2 separate regions of the Mus musculus genome follow, and region 2 is linked to region 1. A link is a loop called in an ENCODE intact Hi-C map of the cell type or tissue named here. Cell type or tissue: left cerebral cortex. All regions are shown on one strand.

Region 1 (5,000 bases):
AGCCACTCATCTTTAGGGCTCAGAGATTAAGGGCACTCTTGGTTTGCACGAACAGCTTCAGAGGAAAGGACATGCACTCACGAGATGTATGTAAGAATTACTGTGAGCAAGGTGAGGAAGGGAGAGGGATGGGGAGGTCTGGACTGAGCAGATGTGCCCTGAAAGAGAGGGTGGTGTGTTAAATGCATCTTTGGCTATAAATTCCTCCCACTTTCTTAATTTCAGGGCCCTTCTCCTGTCTCAAGCTCAGGCTACTTCCTGACACAATGAAAAGAGCCAGAGGGGCAGGAGCTACCTCAAAGCCATGTGCCCTAGTTTAAGCAGAACACAGCTTTCAGGAAGTCAGGGAACAGCAAGACAGTCATTGAAAGCAATTTCCCAGTTCAGGAACCAGAGTTCCTCTTGTAAGGAGTATGCTTGGGACTCTTCCTTCAGGCCCACCCAGTGTGGAAACTGGGAGAGTCTAGGCACATGGGAAGCAGTCACTTCATTAAATGGAAGAGAGAGAGAACTGACCAGAAAGATGTGGCTTATTAAAGCCCAATTCAGAGACAGGCTGCATCCCCCTTCTCTTGTAAAGCCAAAGATGACAACTTGTCTGAGATAACAAGGAAAATCTGCTTCACAGGGGCAGGAACACAAAGAGAGGTGTCAGTACTAACATGAGCTTTGGGAAAAGTGTGTTAATAATGAGCTTGGTCCTGCTATGTAAGCACAGAACACCCCACACTCAGAGCATCTTTCTGGGATTCCTGGGGGGAGGTGAGGCACTTCCATTCATATCTGTGGTCTGTGGGGCACACGCTCATCCATCAAAGAGCCACTCAGAAGCTGGACAACCAAGCCTCCAGGGAAATCACTGCAATCTGTAGTTCTCCACTTAATTCTCCCCTTTGGAGTAAAAGATTGGAGATCATTTGAGAAATTTATTAATGTAACCATGAGCATGAAAAAAAAATAGATCCTCTGAGTACAGAAAAATGTGACAAACTTTTAACACCTGCCTTTGCCACACACACTGAGCATTGTCCTATTAAAGGTAGGTTGTTTAAATGGGCTCGTTCCTAGTTAAAAGTCAAGTCACTCTTTATCCTTTGTAAATGTATTTTTATAGAATGAACTGGCTTGAAATGAGAAATGCTCACATTTACTTGTTTGCACAGCAATTGCTTATTGCCAATGTCTGCACACAGGAACATCAAGGCAAAGGCCATTCTTTCATCCCTCTTTTAACAGTCTAACCATGATTTGCCTTTTAACATTTAAAACACTTAGACTGGAAAAATATTCGAGATTATGAGTCCTCCAGCCTAGAAGATGCTCAGGAAATATCCAAAAGGAATGAATGCATCTTTCCAGTGCCCAATGATGAGTAAGAAAACAGTAGGACTTGCAAACTGCTCAAATAAAACACCTTCCTCTGACCTTAATTGGTCAGATGCCAAAGTAAGCGAACTTTACAAAGTTAGGAGCCTCACAACTTTCACTAGGACAACTGCCAGCTGCAGCAAGCCCACCACTCTAGTGTGCCAAGCTATCACTGCGAGACAAACTGGGAGCCAAGGCCTCATTGCCTAAGCACCTTGAGACATGAAAGGAGAGGGTTCAGGCCCAGCCGCTCTAGTCGTGTGACTCTGGGGCCCGGCCCCAGACAAGATCTTGTCTGGTCCTTTCCACAGTAGAGCCTGGGGGGAAACTGGGCACTCAGGTTGAGCAGCTTCGGGTGGAAATCAGCCCGGCTGTGCCAAACTCCCAACTTCACAGAGTTTCCTTGGCTCTCAGATCCCACTCCCAGCTCCGAGGCCTCCGTGGCCTCGCCTGGCTCCCGGGCGCTCGCGAGTGAAGTGGCGGGCGCAGCCCCGAGCTCAGGAGCCGCCCCCAGGAGCCCAGCGCAGGTGGCGGGCGTGGTTCCTCCAAGCCTGCCCCAGCCCACCCTGGCTCGGCCTCCGCGCGGCAGCCTCCGCCCGAGTTCGCCGGGTTCCAGCATCAGGCCGTGGTGCGCTGGTTGTGGAGACCTACTTGGGCTCAATGGTCACCCATTGCCCTCCTCCAGTCTGCGTCGCTCTCCTGCCTCAGGCCCTGGCTAGGTCCCCAAGTCCCCATTTCAGGGCCCTCGAGTCGCGCCCGCCAGCGGCGGCGGCCGCGCTTACCTGGGTCGCGGAGCCGGGGTCTGGCACGGTCCCGCAGGTGGTAGATGAAATCTTGGCAGCTGTCGTGCTCCAGGGCCCCTCGGGCACAGAGCTCGGCCAGCAGCTGCAGCGCCTGGTGACAGAGCGCGTCCCTGGCCCCGGGCATCGCCCCCCCGCATCCTCGGACCGCGCCGGGCAGGCGGGCGCGGGAGAAAGCCCTCCGCCTGCCAGCTCAGAGCTGCCGCCGCCGCCGCCGCCACCGGCCGGTCCGCGCTCCCCACCCGAGCCGCAGCGCCAGCCGGGTCGGCCTCCCACCGGTTGCATGCAGCTCTCGGAGAGCCGCTCGCTCGGGCTTTCTCCGTCTCCCGCGCGGCCCCTCGTCCCTCCCTCGGCGCGGAGGGGAGGCGGCGCCGCACAGCCCAGCGCGCCTCTCCGCGCTCCGCCCGCTACTCGCGGCCGCCGGGGGCGGGGCCGGGTCAGGGGTGCGCGCCGCGGGCGGGGGTTTGCCGCGGCCGCCGCAGAGCAGGCGCGCCAGGTAGGGACCCGGGACGGGGGCGCTCGCCCACTGCAGGAGAAGCGCCTGATTCCGCTCCGGACCCTGCGCTGTGAGCGGCCGCGCCCAGGATCAGGAAGTACGAGCTGGTGCGCGTGCTAGACGCTCTTGGCACCCCATTTCTCCGCCCAGATGCAAACCTAGCATCCCTCAGGGCTCTGGAGCCACGCGTGGGTCCAAAGCACGTTCTCGGTTGTATGGAGCGAAGGCTGGAGGGTAGACTACACCTGCCGAGATCTCAGTACCTTCTTTAAACTTGGAAAGCGCGGTCTGAGCAGAAACCGCGGGCCCAGGGGTGTCACGCGCCCAAATGCGGGGTTTAGAGCCAAGATTTTCCAACAAAGAATGGATGCACAGCGTGATGGTGATTTGGAGAAGGTGGAGGCTCAGATAAGAAATGAGGACAGATGTATGGCCCTCCGGAAAGACGCTGAGGCTCACCTGGAGCTTTGCAGGTCCTGATTGGTTTTCTAAGAAGCTGATTGGAAATGCGAAGGTTGCCAGCATTTCCCTGGCACAGGAGACAGAGGATCCAGAATTTGTGGATGTTTGGAAAGACCTCAGTCACCTCTCATCTACCCATCTCTTCATTTTTTTAGGCACTCAGCCCAGAAATAACCACAAATTATTTAGCTTGTTTGTGTGCCCAAGGCACTGTGCCACAGCCTTTTGTATAGTTTCATTTAATTCTCTAGATAGAGAGCCTTAAACGTGTGTGTGTGTGTGTGTGTGTGTGTGTGTGTGTGTGTGTGTGTGTGATCTCCACGCTGCCACTAAAACAACAGACTCAAGAGAGGTGGTACTTGCCTAAGTTCATAAGAGACTTCTCCCCCACCCTCTCTCTCCCTGCCTCTCATCCACCCGCTCCTCTTTTTCTTTCTCCCTGATTCTCTTACATATTTATGTAATCCTAATGTCAAACTTCATTCTAGAACAATTAGCTAGGACTCTTACCCATAAGGATGTGCTGTCTAAGAATCATATTGCAAATAAGGAATATTTGCTCAACAGACAAAACTTGAAGTTGTGTGGTGAGCAGTGCTGGGTTTGGTGGAGTTTATATTAGAGTAATAGAGAATGGGCAGCTGTAGTTATAAAGGTAAATCCAGATAGCTGTGGAAAGGCACGTAGAGTCTATTTTGGGTTTCTATTTTTAGTTTGTTTGGTTTTTTTTTTTTTTCCCCACTTCCTAAACTTTTTCCTTTAAAACTAAGGCCCAGGGCTGGGGTGCAGATTAATTGGAAGAGTTGCTTATCTACCATACTCAAGGCTCTGGATTTCATCTAGAAACAAACAAACCCAGTATAGTGGCATAAGCCTGCAATCCGAGTGCTCTGAGGTTCAAGGTCATCCTTGGCTACATTCTGAAGTAGTCTGGGCAACACATGCCTCAAACAAACAAACAAAAACACCTAAGACAAACACAGCACACTGTGAAGGAGGGAACCAGCTGAGAACGAGCCAGTCCAGGAGACTGAGCAGGTGCTCTTCCAAAGGGGGGGAGGGTGGAGGGGGGACCACCAATGGCCATGACGCAGAGAAGGATGGTGTATGAAGAGGGGAAGTGCTTGTTCAAACCAATAGCAGTGTAACTCTTATGAGATGATGTCAGAAAGCTGAAAGCTGTGAATTCCGTTAGTAATAACTGGAAGAGATTAAAATCTGGTGATAGCCTAGACCAGACAGAAGCAAATGCTGACTTGGGAAACAGTCAAATTTGAAAGGCATTTTAAATATTAGGAAGACTGTAATGGATAGAATCTGAAAGAAAGAAAAGTAGCAACATGTGAAGAGGGGTGCTGGGTTTGGTAGCCCAAACTTGTAATCTCAGTCCTCAGAAAAGTAGAGGCAGAAGAATTCATTCAAGTTCAAAGCCAGCCAGGTCTTCATAGCAAGTTTCAAGCTAGCCAGAGATACACAGTAAGACTCAAAATATAAAACATGAAAAACAATTTGCACCCTAAAATAAAACAGAAAAACAAACCACAACATAAAAAACCCTCTGAAATCTCCCCAGATTCAAAAGCATACCTGGGACATATGTGGGTCTCTAGTGGCACATAGATGTTAGCCTAGAGCTGCATGACAGGGGTCTGTGGTCATTAATGGGAAAGAGAAAGTGAGTTGCCACATGGAAGGTTACTCCCAGGAGAGGTGGCTAGGAGATAACTCCAGCCTTTAAAGATAACTCAACAAGAGGATGAAAAGTAGCAATTAGAAGAATTAGAAGGCAATGTACAGAAGTCCAAGGAGGACTTTGATAGAAGTGATTGACAACCGTCAGGTTTAGAGTTTAAAGGTAGAGGGGAATCTCAGGT
Region 2 (5,000 bases), 160 kb before region 1:
TGTACTTGAAAAGTTGACTAATCTGGCTTAAATAAATTTTAACAACCTGTTCAGAGACACACAGCTCAGAAAAGTCAAAGTACAAATTCAGTGGTCAGACTCTGGAGCCCTGAACTTCCAATGAGAAAAGACCCACTCCTGAGTTTGAGTGAATGGAGAGTTGTAGCCCAGGGCAAACCCATCTTAGCTCAGTCCTCTATGTAGCACAGGCCTCCAGAGGGGCAGTCACCACAGGCTAGGAGACACTGGCTCTGCCTTCATAGAGATAACATGCCCAGGGGCCTGTGTGGGCTATGGAAATTGAGCAATTTTTCACTTAAAATCATCTGAAAACAAACTTCAATGTCTTCAAAATTATATATTCACAGAACATTCCTAGACTCTGGGATAGGATTAGATGGTAATGATTTAATTGATGGTTAAGTGTGTAGATAAAATGAGTGTGCTGAATTCTTCCCGTAATTATCTCTCAGAGGAGCCCTGGCAGCTGTAATTACTGTCTGAGGCCAAAATTATAAACCAGCTGTAGTTTTAAGCAAAATATGTTACAGCCTCTGCTGGATCTTTAAGTCGGTCACCACCAGCTCAGGCATCCCTGTAGGGCCAGTCTACGAGGGAGCAGAGCCTTGCTTGGGGAGGGCAGGTATTCTCATTGAGTGTTCCTGAATCCTTGCCCATTGCTGTCTTTGTGCGCTGCACTGCTCGCTCTTCCTTGCTACAGGAAATCTTTCCTCCTGTTCGTTCTGTTGCCAGGACAAGTTTTCAGATCAGTTAGCAGGTACCGACTCTGTGCCCTAGAGGCTAGACAGTAGACTCAGCTGGGGCACTCCTAAGTCAACTCTGTTGTGCTGGAGCTCCTACATCCAGGAAGATCTGTGGCATCATGACAGTTCCGGGTCTGCACCTCACTGGGGACCCACAGGCCAACTTATATTCTCCATCAACTCTTGCCACAATAGACAGGAATGACTGACTGCCTCCACCAACCTGGTTAGTCTAATCGTGACCAAGGATTCTTCAAGAGCTCAGTTCTTGTATGATAGTTATGCAAACCATTATATGTTCATTCAACACCAACCATAAAAACCTGGAGATGAATGGAAATGAGGGAATTCCTCTGGAAGTTGATATTTGTTCATTATTTTGTAGATTCTCACTATTTTATGCCTAAAATCTTCATTAAAAAAAAAAAAACCCAGTCCTTGACATTGACTTTCCACTGTGAATGCATAATGGGACACCATGAGCATCTTCTAGGGTGGTATATGACACCACAACTGCTCTCTTCCTCGTTAGCATTTTAAGAATTGTTTTGATGTATAAAACAATGTTCTAGGTGCTACAGGAAAGGTAAGAAATGCCATGATATACAGAGCAGACACAGCCCTTATTACCACACTTCTGTGGCTTTTGGGTGATCCTGGACTTGACTTTGAACTCAGCAACAATCAAATCTGTGACATCAGGAGCTGCATCCAGAGGTGGACAGTTCAGGGTTAAGTGGACATGCTACAGTTGAAGAAGTTTGAGCCACTGACTTAATAGCTGAGCTGGCCAGAGACACGTATCCCTGTCATCCCTCCAGCCTCTCAGCTGTTCAGCATTCCTGGGGTGATTTCCATGTTTACAGGTTGTGCTTCTCTGTGATTCATTCATAGTGTGCCCCAAAATATGGGTCACGAGTTCTATCCTGGGCACATGGAACTCTTGCTAGGTATGAATCACACAGAACACAGCACCAGGTGACATCAGAACTGTTATTAAACAAACTATGTCTACTTAGCTATGGGGATGAAATGAGCATTTGCCTTAGTTTGGCAAAGTGTTAGGCACCTGTTCACAAATATTTTGTTTTATTCAAAAGAATAAGTCTTAAAATGTTATGGAGGATGAAGGCAGCTACAATGGATTAATCACTGCCTAGGCAAAGGAAAGGGACTTCCAACTCTACCCTCAGAGGGGAAGAGAGGTCAATTGAAAGTGTTCTCCTTTAAGTGAGGATGTTGGAGAGTGGAATGGTGAGATTCTACAAAACAATGAACAATCTCAGCTTCTAGGAGTACCCCAGCAGGATCATGCTACCCACTCTGTCTCCTCTTGTCCAGCCATTTTCTCTTGGGAGGTAGTAGAAACCCCTCATTCATATTGGGTTACATATTTGTTTCTCAGTGTATGAACCTTGTTTGGAATTTTGTTTTGTTTGAAACCCCACAGATTTATCAGCAGAATGCATCCATAAGCTCCTGATGAGGTAGGTGCATTGGTATCAATGGCCATGGGAGGGCAGCAAAGAGTAGCAGAGTAATGATAGCTGATCTCCAGCCCTCTGCCCTCTCCTTCCAGCTACGGGGGAAGAGATGCTTGGCAGTGGTACAAATGTCCCACAACCCACACTGACCATTGCAAACACTGAGGGTAGTGGGACTGGAGAAAATTCCTGACAAATGTCTGTTGAATCTTAGTGTTATAAAGGAGGGAAACTGAGTAAAAGCTGGAGAAGCCAGAGTCCAGCTTTATGCAAAGAATTGAAAGCCAGGATTCCGCATGAGGTAGGTTTAATATGACTGTGTTGATTCTCTTCCTAAGTAGACCATGGGCAAATATAGGGATTGAAAAATAAAATAAAATAAAATAAAAAAGCTCCTTAGCCTCCATTTTCACCAGAGAAAAGAGTATTGACAGCCATATGCAAGATGTGACAGGCTGCAGTGGGGCAATGGCCATTAAAGGTCTCTAGACAGACCATCTCTTGTCTGGAAAGGTTCCTTGGGACCTACTGGTATGGGAAGGGCATGGATCTGTTCTTGACTTGCTGCTATGTGGCACCATGCTGGCTTGAGCCTTTCTGAATCCTAAGATGGAGTCTTGAGTTGAGGGTAAACTTTGAGTGGACAGGGAGATGCAGCAGGAAGGTTGGCCAGGTCTTGCTAGGGAAGGAGATGGTGCTTTTCATGGTGTCTCAGAGACAATTCATCTTTAAAGTGAGACATCTTTTGTGCACATTGTTTCAATATCCAGCTAATGTATGGCCATGAAATGTAAGTGGAAAGACTGACAGGGGTCTGAGGAAATCTTCCCTTGTTTCCTAAGTGAGAGTTACAAGAAATATAGTTTTACCATTTCCTCTGGACTTAATGTCTAAAGTCTGATGTCACTTGTCTGAAGATGAAACAAAGGAAAGATGTCCACTATCTTGGCATCATCCTTAGCTGCTGAATCTCCAATCCCTATCTCTTATCCTCTCTAGACTCTATGGCCAGATAACACATAGTTTCCTTGCAAAATCTATTGAGTTATAGAATTTCTGTTGTTTACATCAAAAGTAATCTAGTGACTATCTCATAGCAAAGCCAAGTTGAGGACTTGTCAGATACTGTCTCCTTAACAAAATAAAACTGCCAGAAGTGTGTCCTCACGACTAGACGGGCCTCTGCACTAGGGTGATGGTTAACTTTGTGAGCCTCAGTCTTTTACTGGATATTCCCTTATGGATAATTTCTGCTCAGCTCCACACTTTTCAAGTTTTCAACCTTCAAGCTTTCCAGGAAGACACTGCCCATTTATATACTTGGGATTCTAAGTGGTCTGTTGACCTGCCAGTGATGCCCACAAGGCTGTAGCTCTACCCAGGGACATTCTGCTAACACCCGTGAAGGGTGCATTCACATACATTTCGAACAGCTGAGCTTTTCGTCTTATCTCTTGTGATTTACTAGACACTTTCTTTCTTCCTTCCTTCCTTTCTTTCTTTCTTTCTTTCTTTCTTTCTTTCTTTCTTTCTTTCTTTCTTTCTTTCTTTCTCTTTCCTTCCTTCCTTCCTTCTTTTCTCTCTTTCTTTCTCTCTTTCTTTCTTTTCCCTCCTCCTCCTCCTCCTCCTCCTCCTCCTCCTCCTCTTCTTCTTCTTCTTCTTCTTTTTTTTTTTGAGACAGGGTTTCTCTGTATAGCCCTGGCTGTCCTCGAACTCAGAATACTGGACACTTCTTGTTTTAATATTCTTTTCCCTCCATATCCAACTGAATGCCATTCATATCAAATAGTATCACAGGTTATTTGATTCTGTTGGCTCCCTACCTTCTGATTTTAATCCCCACCTTCAGGTTTTAATATTGATGAAGTTAGCTAACCAGTCTTTGAGAAATACAGCCGCATGTCTGGTGGAATCTCTTCTGCTTCCACCAGAAGGAAAGCTTCTGTCCATGATTGTTTTATGTTTATGTTATGTTATTAATTATGTGTGTACTTGTATGTGTGCCTACAGCCTTGTAGGAATCACGGGTGTCTAAGCAGGCTGGTCAGTAGACCACTTAGAAGCACATGCATATGAATGGGCAGTGCATTTCTGGATGATCTACTTTATGATTCCTTTAATGATCTGAAAGCCAGGATATTGGGGGAAGCTTTGTGATCAGAATTCCAACAGCATAGGAAGTAACCCCAAGATTCAACAGAGGGGACTTCATGAAATTGAAGTTTCTGCACAATACAATATCAGCAGAATGAACAGCTCACAGAATAGAAGAAACTTTTACTAGTTATACTCCAGACAAAGAACTAATATCCAAAATTTATGGAGAACTGCAAAATTCAATACCAAACAACAATAACACCTACCAAGCAACATGTGACCCATGAAAAGGACAGTTCTCAAAAGAAATACTAATAGCCACAAACCATCATCTCTGATTACTGCTCAGTCGTCCAGAATGTCAAAAGGCAACATGTGGAGAGAAAGAGGAAGCCACCTGTCTCATGAATTCATCTTTTTTTTTTTTAACATAAACTAAGTAAGCAACCCCAACCCAACCCAACCCAACCCAACCCAACCCAACCCAACCCAACCCTGCCTCTGAAGACACATTCATGCTCACTCCTGTGGGCTTTTCTGTGTTCACGAGCGGCAGCAAGTTTGACCAGTTTTATCAGACACCATCACACCTTATTCAATAGCAGGAAGGCATCTTGCTCTGGGACCTTCTGGGTTCAGTTAGTTTGCCTCTTTG

Evidence for each region. Hi-C counts contacts between places; a loop is a spot of excess contacts. Peaks named below come from ENCODE experiments on the same cell type or tissue, not always from the same donor. Only the 100,000 strongest peaks of a DNase experiment are listed, where the experiment ranks them.
Region 2: it touches region 1 in a loop (2.3-fold over the local background); 3 of 42 quality-filtered maps call a loop at or near these places.

Annotation. Positions count from the first base shown.
Region 1 is chr7:107,368,298-107,373,297 of GRCm38, reverse strand. It overlaps Syt9 (synaptotagmin IX), which reads right to left and starts at 2,508. Exons shown (of 7, transcript NM_021889.4): 1 at 2,151-2,508. The coding sequence starts at 2,295. In left cerebral cortex, no CTCF peak of the experiment used is centred here; DNase peaks (open chromatin) are centred at 1,918, 2,548 and 2,737; H3K4me3 peaks cover 1,736 bases.
Region 2 is chr7:107,523,798-107,528,797 of GRCm38, reverse strand. All of the region lies in intron 6 of Syt9 (synaptotagmin IX), which reads right to left. Among named protein-coding and RNA genes, the nearest start is that of Olfml1, 41 kb to the left of the region's middle. In left cerebral cortex, a CTCF peak has its summit at 2,271; DNase peaks (open chromatin) are centred at 483 and 2,285.